Linked DNA regions of Homo sapiens: region 1 is linked to region 2. The links are chromatin loops, found by intact Hi-C in ENCODE. Cell type or tissue: PC-3. All regions are shown on one strand. Each heading gives the region's core, and the rest is flanking DNA. Links, peaks and the distances in the headings are about the cores only.

Region 1 (5,382 bases), core at 286-5,285, 140 kb before region 2:
AGGGTATCCAGAGAGTGATGGAAATGGTGGATAATCTATTTATTTTGAAATACCAAATGGTACTAATATAAAAACTTGTTCAACCTACTTTGGCAACATTAAATATGAAGGGAATGTACCTTCTTCCCCTCCTCCAAAAGTATTTACTTCAAAAATCGATTTCCTCTGTCACTGGTTATTGCTGCATTTTGCTCAGTGGTTCTGAGAAACCGCATGGAAAATCACAATGTTACACTCGTTAAATTGACCCTGCAGGGCTCTACCACCAGTACATGCATCATCCCAAGAGGTAAAAAGGCAAGGCTGCCAGGCTCATGCTGAGAATATCATCATGAAATCAACGAGGATATGCAAATCTCTCTGTTCCATAGCTCATTTGCATGGTTTTCATTGGTTTTGTAGAACCTCTATACTAAATGTCAATTTCCTTTTCTTTCCTAAAGCTTATTAGCTGTGTGTGATGTTTACAGCTTGAAGACCAAACAGATTTAATAGTTAAAACATTTAAACTATATAATTTAAAAGCATGCAAGGAAGAGGGAAAAAAAGAGGCTCTGATGTAGATCAAACATGTAGATATATTTGTGCTGTTAAAATATGCTTTCCAAGTTTGGAAGATGCGGAGGCCTCATGCATGTCTGTGCACACATAAGCACCACCACAAAATTTGCTTAACCTATTTCTTTTTTCTTTTCTTCTCTTCTTCTTCTTCTTTTTTTTTTTTGCAATGATCTAGAAGAAGCAGAGACATTTGCTTATAAACTATGAAGGGCTTGAACCCAGCCACTGAGTACACATTTTACTCACAATGAAATCTGCATGGAAGCCTGCCAATGTCTGGGCTGACATTCAAACATTCCAAGTTTCTATGTATTTCAATCTCTCAAAACTAATGTTTTAAAACTCTTGATATTTTCTGAGGCACTACACAGTTCAATCCTCACCTCTCAGTTCAGAGTGAATATACAGCAATAATTCTGCTTGAAAGAAGTGCAAAGAAGGTCTTTTGCTGTGCAGCATGTAGCTCGATCTACCGCAACAATACAATGAATAGGTTATGGGTTTTGTATTATTATTTTCCTTTGTGCATCAGATCTAGAAACAGGGTGAGAAAAGAAGGTTGAAGAAATCTTTTAAAAATCTATAAATATTTAAATATTAGTTACATAGTAGACAATGTCCTATAGCCATGCTTTATGGAATAAAGCATAGAATCTTTTGCATTTCATGTGGCATCTGAGTACATTATCTACTGCTACTAGTTATTAGTTCACAGCTCTGCCAAGAGGTAATTGGTGATCCACACCTTCTGAATACTTCTTTTTGGGAACTTTAGCACAATTAGCTGATACCTCAAATTTCACCTGGACCGCAACAGAAACAGCTGTTCAACATTAAATTAAATTTTATAGTTGTTGGCTTTAAGGAGGATAAGAAGAACTGAGTGCTCCAAGGAGATTTTAGAGGTGGGCAAAAAACAGCAACCTGCCCCTACAAGCAAAGAGAGATGTCCCTCCTGGTTAAGCACCCCTTTGTCACGTGCAGCCCAGAGGAAGTTGTGATAAAGCATCATTTGAAAGTTTTAATGCCGTTGGGGCTACAAGCACATTGTCTTGATGGAATTCAGCTGTACAGCTCCTTACTGTCAAATACGATCCATTCTGTTTTAAATTCCTTTAACTGTGACAGGCAGCATGATGAAACAGGTGCATTAAGTGCATGAAACAGAACAAAAGTAAGAAAAGTGCTCAAAGGAAGGCCAGAAATAGTGAAGCCAGAGTGACAGTCTGCAGACCTGGGTCTCAGCAGCTCCGCCCAGGAGTTCCTGCCGGAGCTCAGGCGAGCCACGGATCGGCTCTGTGCCGCTACCTCCTCACCTGCCAAACGAGGGTCACGACGCGTCCTCTAACCTCAGAGAATTTTTGTGAAATTGAGAAACTTACAACAAGCACTCAGCAAACATGGATGCCAAACTATTATCTCATAATTCAATGTGCCCAAATCAGACTGAAACAAGTAAAACCCCAAATTAATTTGACACCATATGCTATGGGTTACATTTTCCAAAAGCCTTCGGAAATTGGCATTTATAATATTTGTGGGTTCATCCTTCTCCATGTACAGAAACATGTGCACACATCAAAACAGACCCAGTTAAGTCTTAATTATCTAGTGGAAGATTATCCAAGATTCTTACTGTTTCTCCCTTTTCCTGTTGCCCATTTTTAGCCTTTTTTGGCAATTCCTCCACTATTAAAGAAAAGAGATGGCATGCAAATCAATCAACCCCTTTCCTTCTTCACTGTAATTTCAATTATCTGTGCTACCTCAGCCTCCGTTGGCATGGATGGGCGAGGAGGTGCTATCTTTGTCCTCAGAATTGGATGGAAAACATTCATCTGTGTTATTGGGAAATGATGTGAACTTAATTTCTCTTTCCCTTCTAAAACTTTGCTTACTGAATGGAAATGTTCCTGAGATCTGTTTATTTGGTTCTATATTTATGTACCTCCCTTTTAAAATAGAGAATACATGTTAATGTTTCTTTGATGACTCAGTGTGTATTATCGGTAACAGTCCATTCATGATGTTGCCATACCACACAGCATAATTTTCTATCTGCTTCTGATTGATTCTTCATTCTCCCTTGATCTCAGTTTGTCATTTAATACATCTAAGTTTTTCACTCAACAAATCAAATACTGATGGAGAATCTGCTATACACCAGGCACTGTGCTGCTAGGAGCTGAGGATTGAACGGGGAGAAACAGGAAGCTCCCTGCTCTCATAGTGCTTCTTAGTTGGGGAGAAAAGACATTCATGATATAATCACATAAATACCTATTTTTATATGTAAAAAATGTTGTCAAAGAAAAGAACGGGGTGATGGGAACAGTTGGAAGAGGTGTAAAAACTCCAGAGAAGCTGTGGCTCCTAGAAAGAAGGTAGGTTTTAGGACTAGAATGGTGATAGTGGGCCGGAAGAGAGAGAGTGCATTCGAAAGACACTGAGGAGATTGCATCAGTAGGACTTGGTGACACATTAGATGCAGAGGAAGAGGGACAGAAATGCTTCAAGGAGGACTTTTAGGCATCTGTCTTGGGTAACTAGATGATGCCAATGGCTGAGATGGGGAATTCTTGGGTAGATGAGGTTTGGTGGGATGGTGATTGTTATAACTTTGACTTTGAACGTGCTGAGTTCAGGTGACATTGTGATACCCCAAAGGAGGTGCAGAGTAGGTAGCTGGAGACACAGGCCCGAAGATGATGAGAGGTCTGGCCTAGAAACATGGATGCAGGAGTCATGGATCCATCAAGGCACTGTGAGTTTGGATGAGATCATCTAGCAGAACACTTAAGTGGAGAAGCAAAGTGGTCTAGAGACTAAGCCATGAGGAACTCCAACACTTAGAGGCGTAGAAAGCAGGTAGAAAGGGAACACCTGAAGACTTAGGAAGGAGGGGCCAGAAAGGGATGATGGCACCCGAAGACAGTGGTGTTCAGGAAGCCAAGGGAGGAAGGTATTTAGACAGGAGGGGGAGAGCAGAATTGGCAAAGCTGTGGAGAAAGTGAGATGAGAACTCCTATTAAAAACACACAACTGGTCCAATGACATGGGATGGCATGGAAATCACTGATGACCAAGCAGGAGACAGGGGTGGACCGCAGGGGAAAAAGAGCAAGCTGAAGCCAGCTAAGGAATGTCCTCGGGCCATCTCCTAGCGGAGGCGGTAGAGCCGTGGTTGAAGGTACAGGAAGTGGACTGTTAGGGCCCAGGTTCCCCTTAACCATGAGACCTGAAGCAAGTTACTTTATTTCTCTAGGGCTCAATTTTCTCACCTGTAAAACAAGAGTAACAGTGCTCACCTACTAGGTTGCTGTGAGGTTCTTTTTCTTTTTCTTTTTTTTTTGGAGACAGAGTCTCACTCTGTCACCCAGGCTGGAGTGCAGTGGTGCAATCTTGGCTCACTGCAATCTCCACCTCCCGGGTTCCAGCTATTCTCCTGCCTTAGCCTCCTGAGTGGCTGGGACTACAGGCGCCTGCCACCACAACTGGCTAATTTTTGTATTTTTAGTAGAGATGGGGTTTCACCACGTTGGCCAGCCTGGACTCAAACTCCTGACCTCAGGTGATCTGCCTGCTTCAGCCTCCCAAAGTGCTGGGATTACAGGCGTGAGCCACCACACCTGGCCTTCTGTGAGGTTCTTAACATGTAAGCCACTTAGCCCAGTGGCTGACTCATAGTAGTTGCTGAATAAATGCTAATTTTATATTAACACCCTCATAACCCATTAAATCAATATTTATTGAGCATCCATCTGCCAGGCACTGTACTAGATGCTGACAAAGACACCCCCAACAACAAATAATTACCTATCCTCATGGAAATAAAAGATTTATAATGAAGTATTTTCCATTAAATGGTGATAGATGCTAAAAAGTTAAGCAGAAAAGGGGGCTAGGGTGGTGGTCTGGTGACCATTTTTTCAAGCTTGTCAGTCAAAAAAGACCTCACAGAGACAGTAACTTTTGGGGAAAAGCCTGAAGAAAGGGAAATAGAAAGCAATGTGGTGACTGGGGGAAGAGCCTTCCTGACAGAAAGAACAGAAGGTACCAAGGTCCTGGGGTGGGCTCCTGTGTGGTGTGTTGGAGGAACACCATCGAGGTGGTGTTCCTGGCACTGAGTAAAGGGGGTGGGGAGCAGGAAATGAAGTCAGAGGGTGGGGGTGACAAGTTCTTTGAGCCACAATAAAGTCTGAGGTCCTTACTCTGAGTGAGCTGAGAGGCACTGGAGGGTTTTGATCAGAGGAGGTACAGGGTCTGGACTACATTTTCACCAGTTCATGCTGGCTGTTGCATGGAGGAGATATTCTGAGAAGAAGCAGAGAGACTACTCAGGAGGTTACTGATGAACTCCAGCCAAGAGATGGTGGCACCGTGGACCAGCAGAATTGTGTAGGAGAAAAAGAGGCATCAAGGACAACGTCAACAACTGTGGCCTGAGTAACTGGAAGGAGATGGGAAGGCAGTGGGAGAAGCAGGTTGGGGTAGAATATCAAGAGTTCATCCCACTGAAGGCAGTTAAGAGACAGTGGGATATGCAAGCCTGAGGTTCAAAGAAAAGGCCCAGGCTGGAGAAGGTGTCAGTTTTGAGATGGTTTGAAGGCATCAACAAAAAACAGACCAGGTTTGAGGACTGAGCCCTGAGGCTCTCTCACATTTGGAAACCAGAGGCTGCTACTTTCCGCTACTTTCCACTCTGATTGTTCCACTTGTGATTAGGCTGTATCGGCTGTGGGTGGGAGTGCGTATCAGCACCACCCCCGTGGAAGGCTACTTGATGCGGATAAGTTCCATCCACTGGCAAACCCAAAAGCT
Region 2 (5,382 bases), core at 145-5,144:
GGGTTTCACCATGTTGGCCAGTCTGGTCTCGATCTCCTGACCTCAAGTGATCTGCCCACCTCGGCCTACCTAAGTGTCAACTAGGTTTTTTTGAAGATAATTTTAGATTTACAGAAAGCGGCAAAAATAGTACAGAGCTCCCTTGTACCTTCCACCCAGTTTCCCCCTATATTAACAGCTTACAAAGCCATAGAACCACGATCAAAACTAGAAAGTTAACCTGGGTCACGACTACTCAACAAACCGTAGGGTGTATTAGGATTTCACCAGTTTTTGCACCAAACAGGCTTTTTTTTTTTTTTTCCTGTTTCAGGATCATACTTAGAATTTTATGTGGTCATATTTCTTAGTTTCTGCTAATCTGTGACAGTTCCTGAATCCTTCCTTATCCTTAAAGACCTTGACAATTTTAAGGGGAGGGGTCAGTTATTTTTTCGAATGTCCTTCCATTTGAGTTTGCTATTTTTTTCTTGATTAGAGTGAGATTATGCCTTTTCAGGGAGGATATCAGAGATGACACGCCCTTCTCAGTGGGACACACGATGTCAATATGTATCACTGGTGACATTAACCTTGATCACTCAGTTAAGGTGATGTCTGCCAGGATTCTTCACCGTAAACTTTTATTTTTCTCCTTGTAATTACTAAATGTTTGGGGTAGGGATATTTTAAAATTCTACGAATTTCCTGTTTCTGCATATACTTTTGCCCGCTCATTCTAATCCATCTAATCCACATCTGCCCATCTAATGCATCCATCGGTGGGACTTTCTCGTGGCAATTCTTACTATGAGTTCTAATGATGTTTTCATACTGCTTCCTTCCTCGTTTGTTTATTAACTGAAATTCTGCTGCAGGGAAGAGTCATTCCTTTTCCCTTATTTATTTATTCATTGGACTCGTTGGATATTTTATTCTTTGGGTTATAATCCAGCATTTATTTCCTTACCCAGTTATTCTAAGCTGTAGCTAGATATTCTACCATTTCAGAGCAGACACAGCCACATTGTGTCCTGTGTTACAGGTTGTCCCTCATGTCTTAAGACAAGAACAGGCACACAGCGGGTATTCAGCTCATCTGTTCATTCATTTGACAGGTTATCTTGAGGGCCTTGTGTTAGGTGTTAGAGTTACAAGAAATAAAACAATTCCTCTGTCCGAGTGGTTTACAGCCTAGTTAGAAGAGACCTACAGGCACATTTGCAAGTCCTTATTAAAAGTATTAGGCAAGTACAGCAATGGCCCAGAAGAAAACATAGTCAACTCTACCTGGAGAAAAAGGGGTGTGGCAATTGGTAGGCAGGAAAGACTTCCTTAAGACCAAGCAGCATCCTGCTTCCCTTCTATTGTACTGCTTGCTCTATAAAAATCAATGGGCATATAAAATTTCTAGAGACACACGCCATCACACAGTTAGCAGGTACTCCAAGCCCCTGAATCTTCTAAACTAATTCCCCACATCAAACCTCAAGGGCACACTATTTAGGAAGATTTAATGCAATAAACTCAGACTCTTTATATAGTGACTATGTGCTTTTCTAGGAAAATTGGAAACAGCTAAGGTAAAAAAAAAAAAATCTGAAAAGTCATTTGTCTTAATCCAGTCTTCAAATCCAATTTCATCGTTTTTATTCCTTCACAGGGAATAATGAAGAGCAAATAAGGAATATCATCAGAGAAAGATGGACTCCCTAAGTCTCTTTACTTAATTCAATTTTCTTGTACTGCTCTTACAGTATTTTCCAAACAAAGCTGTTCTTTTCTACATATGATAGTTCAGCCCAGCAAATGTCCTCAGGAATAATAAACAAACAGTGGGGGCATATTTTCTGCCACAAATTACACTCTGCAACATTCTTCATCCAAAGCATTTTCAATTCCAAGCAAGCAAAGACACAAGGAAAATACACTGCCTTATTACAAGAACTGCACACAATAGAGAATCTGTATTCAGACACTTATTGACACTTAAACCTGTTAATATGTAACTCCTACTATTGTTCTAAAGGATGAATAAGCAAATTCTCCTGCACATATAATGTTACATCATGCACTTTAATTACAATAGTAAATACTGCCGAAAGGAATTTTACTTTCACTGTTTCATATCACCTTTTCTAATTAATGTCAATGTGTCTTTTCCATGTAAGAGAGCATACAGCAGAGGCACATATGTGTTGTGTCTTTGTGTATCTGCCCAAATGTACACATATTCATGAATGCACATACAAATAAGCTCTTATGCACACAGAGTAACCCCCATGTTAGCATGCATTTATAAATACAGCTGGCCCCACCCCGAGCATGCATGGAGTATACACAAACAGCATAAAGGCCAGTTGACTTCCTTTTGCTTTTATAGGAGATTGACATAAAAAGCTAAAAAAAGACAAGTAGACACTTCATGGAGCCTGTGATTAAGAGAGAAGCTAATGAGACAGATGGGCTGATGCATAAAGGGAACTTCAGCACACCAGCCCACACTCAGTAAAGATTTACCGTGCTTCACTGTCTCCGTTTCAGTCTTCATCATGTGGCATGCTACTTACATTACTCTTGTCCCCAGACCACAGACACACCCCGCTTTTCTCTGCCCAGACCTCCCTAAATTAGGATTATCAAATGACACAAGATAGCAGTCTTCTGCTTTAATGTTGTTATTCAAGGTTTACTCACAGGCAATATTTACTATAAAATCTTGTGGTTTGGCCGGGCACGGTGGCTCATGCCTGCAATCCCAGCCCTTTGGGAGGCCGAGGAGGGTGGATCACCTGAGGCCAGGAGTTCGAGACCAGCCTAGCCAACATAGTGAAACCCCATCTCTACTAAAAATACAAAAATTAGCCAGGTGCAGTGGCGCACACCTGTAGTCCCAGCTACTTGGGAAGCTGAGGCAAAAGGATTGCTTGAACCTGGGAGGCAGAGGTTGCAGTGAGCCGAGATCGTGCCATTGCACTCCAGCTTGGGCAACAGAGCAAGACTCTGTCTCAAAAAAAAAAAAAAAAAAGGAAAAAAAATCATGTGGTTTACCGCTTAACAGAGAGTGGACAATTCTGTTACAGGGCTTACCAGAATATTTTTGGAAAAATTCTGTAAACATAGAAGAATTTCTGAGCCAGAAAAATGAGAAGCAGAAAAAATAATTCATATGAATTTTTAAATTTTTATACAATAGATTTTGCCTCTGATATGACTGCTTCTCTAAGCTATTTCCACATGTGATTACTGTCTCTGAGAGCTCACTCCATGCCATAAGAAATTGCAGAGTTATAGAAATAGCATATGTAGAGGGCTCTACAATTTACAAAACATTTTCAATGCATTATCTCATTTGATCATCACAATACCCCTGTGAGACAGATATTATAATTATTTCTATTTTATAGAGATGCGGAAAAAACCCTCAGATTTTGAGTGATTTCCCTAAGGTCACAAAGCTGATAAGTTGCAGAACTGAGATTCAAAACTAGAATTTCTGATATTGTATTTCATTTTCTCCCACTACATTAATTTTATTACATTTTTCTTGAATTCATTTTTGGTTCTATTTTATAATAGTAGACTCTATAAATTCTGCTCATTACATAAACATTTTATGTGCTTCTAAATGAAACTGACTCTTTAATCTCTAAATTTTTTGGTAACGTTCTATTTTCTGGTTAAACTAAAATGCCCAGGTTCCCTTATCATCTGCTTTCTTTATTCCCTGGAATCTTCCTTTTGAGAGATATGATGTTCCATTATCTGAGGATCTGAGGATTTCTAACTATGTTGACAAATCTTCCTTTTGCTTTTTAAAAACTGTTGCTGCACATATTGCTGAGTAGCTTTCAAATTTATCCACTACGACTTCCACGCTCATATCCTAATATTTATCACAATGGCTACCCCATTCCAGAAAATCTGAAGAGTTCTACATTTGTACTCAACCACATCTACTTCTCGAATCTTCTTTCTCTGTCACTGTTATTCCCAAGATCCTGGAATTAAACAGAAGAGTTTTCCTTTCTGGTCAGTCAGTTCATCCTTCCAGAGCCAGCCCAAAGGGTGCTTTAACATCACTCCTTCTCAGCTGAGTACTTTCTGATGTTATAACATGCTTACCTACAACACTATCTTATGCAGGGGGCAAAAGGAAGAGGTAGCTTTAAAAAGACAGATCCATTTATGTGCCAGCACAGCCTGATAACTAGAGTAGCAGGAAAAAGAGAAAAAAAAAAAAATCACAAGACGATAGATCAATGGGACATTAGATAAGCCCCCCTTTTTGGGGTGTGTGTAGGGGATTCTTGACTGTGGTCACTATATTCCAGCAGTGACACAAGTTAGAGCTTCTGGGGCTGAAGTCCGCATTGTCTAAACAGGACAGTCAGACTTTGGGGCAAACCATCCTCCCATCTTATTGCCCAATTCCACTTTCCCTGCTGTTTTAATGGGATTATTTTGGAATCTGCTATTTCTGTCTCACTCCTTTTCCCCAAACTGTCATATAAGTACTGCAGCTTGACTACTTCCCAGCTGCCAAATTTCACTCCAGAGATGGCTGTATTTCAGTGGCAAGTGAAGTGATGATCCCTCTGTGTCATCGAAATACTCATTTAAGGGGTTAAGCATCTGGAAGAGGGTTGCCTTTGTGCATGAACAGAGTGTTTTTGTTTTGGTTTGTTTTATTGTCTATCCTGGAGAAGGAGGTCATTAGCTCCACCTGAGCAAGATGGAAGACACACACCAAAAAACACTCTATGCAGCCACTAAAATGCACGGGGAAAACAGAAACAGTGACCGCTTTTCATAGGTTCTTTTCCACAGGGACTTCAAAGTCTTAAAGCATCAAGGTTGCAAAATGATGGTAATTTTTAGAGGTGGAAGAAACCTCTGAGAGCAAACCACTCATGTTACAGATGGAGAACTTGGAAGCACAGGGTCACTGAGTACCTTGGTCAAAGCCCCCCCCCCCCACCCGCCGATTCATTCCCAAGTCCAAGGGCGTTTCACTTGAATTTTGAATTTGGCTTTATCTGCAGACACACTCAGAGTATCACATCTCCGTCAGTCAAGTCAAGCACAGACCCAGCTTCTAAAGCACACGGCATCAGCACTGAATTCTTGTTTTGTTTGGCTATGTTTATTTGTTTAGGTACTCAGGAAAATCTCCACCAGGAAAAAATACAGGGTGTTGAACAGAGGGGGAACAGAACACAGTAGATACAGTAGCAAGAAATGTTTATTGAGCATTGACTATGTGCCAGGCCAGGCAATGTTCTCAGGTTTATATGTATACAATTCTGACAGTGGCTCTGTGGCTCCCATTTTAGAGAGAGAGAGAGAGAGAAGAATGATTATTTTGGAAGAGAAAACAAGAGGGACAGCATATAATTGCCA

What was found. Peaks named below come from ENCODE experiments on the same cell type or tissue, not always from the same donor. Only the 100,000 strongest peaks of a DNase experiment are listed, where the experiment ranks them.
Region 1: it touches region 2 in a loop (3-fold over the local background); 1 of 110 quality-filtered maps calls a loop at or near these places.

What each region holds. Positions count from the first base shown.
Region 1 is chr6:16,432,002-16,437,383 of GRCh38, forward strand. The region is part of intron 6 of ATXN1 (ataxin 1); the gene reads right to left. Among named protein-coding and RNA genes, the nearest start is that of GMPR, 200 kb to the left of the region's middle. RefSeq lists an enhancer at 569-628. In PC-3, for the core only: no CTCF peak of the experiment used is centred there; no DNase peak of the experiment used is centred there.
Region 2 is chr6:16,574,535-16,579,916 of GRCh38, forward strand. All of the region lies in intron 4 of ATXN1 (ataxin 1), which reads right to left. Among named protein-coding and RNA genes, the nearest start is that of ATXN1-AS1, 180 kb to the right of the region's middle. In PC-3, for the core only: no CTCF peak of the experiment used is centred there; a DNase peak (open chromatin) is centred at 2,597; H3K4me3 peaks cover 470 bases; H3K27ac peaks cover 587 bases.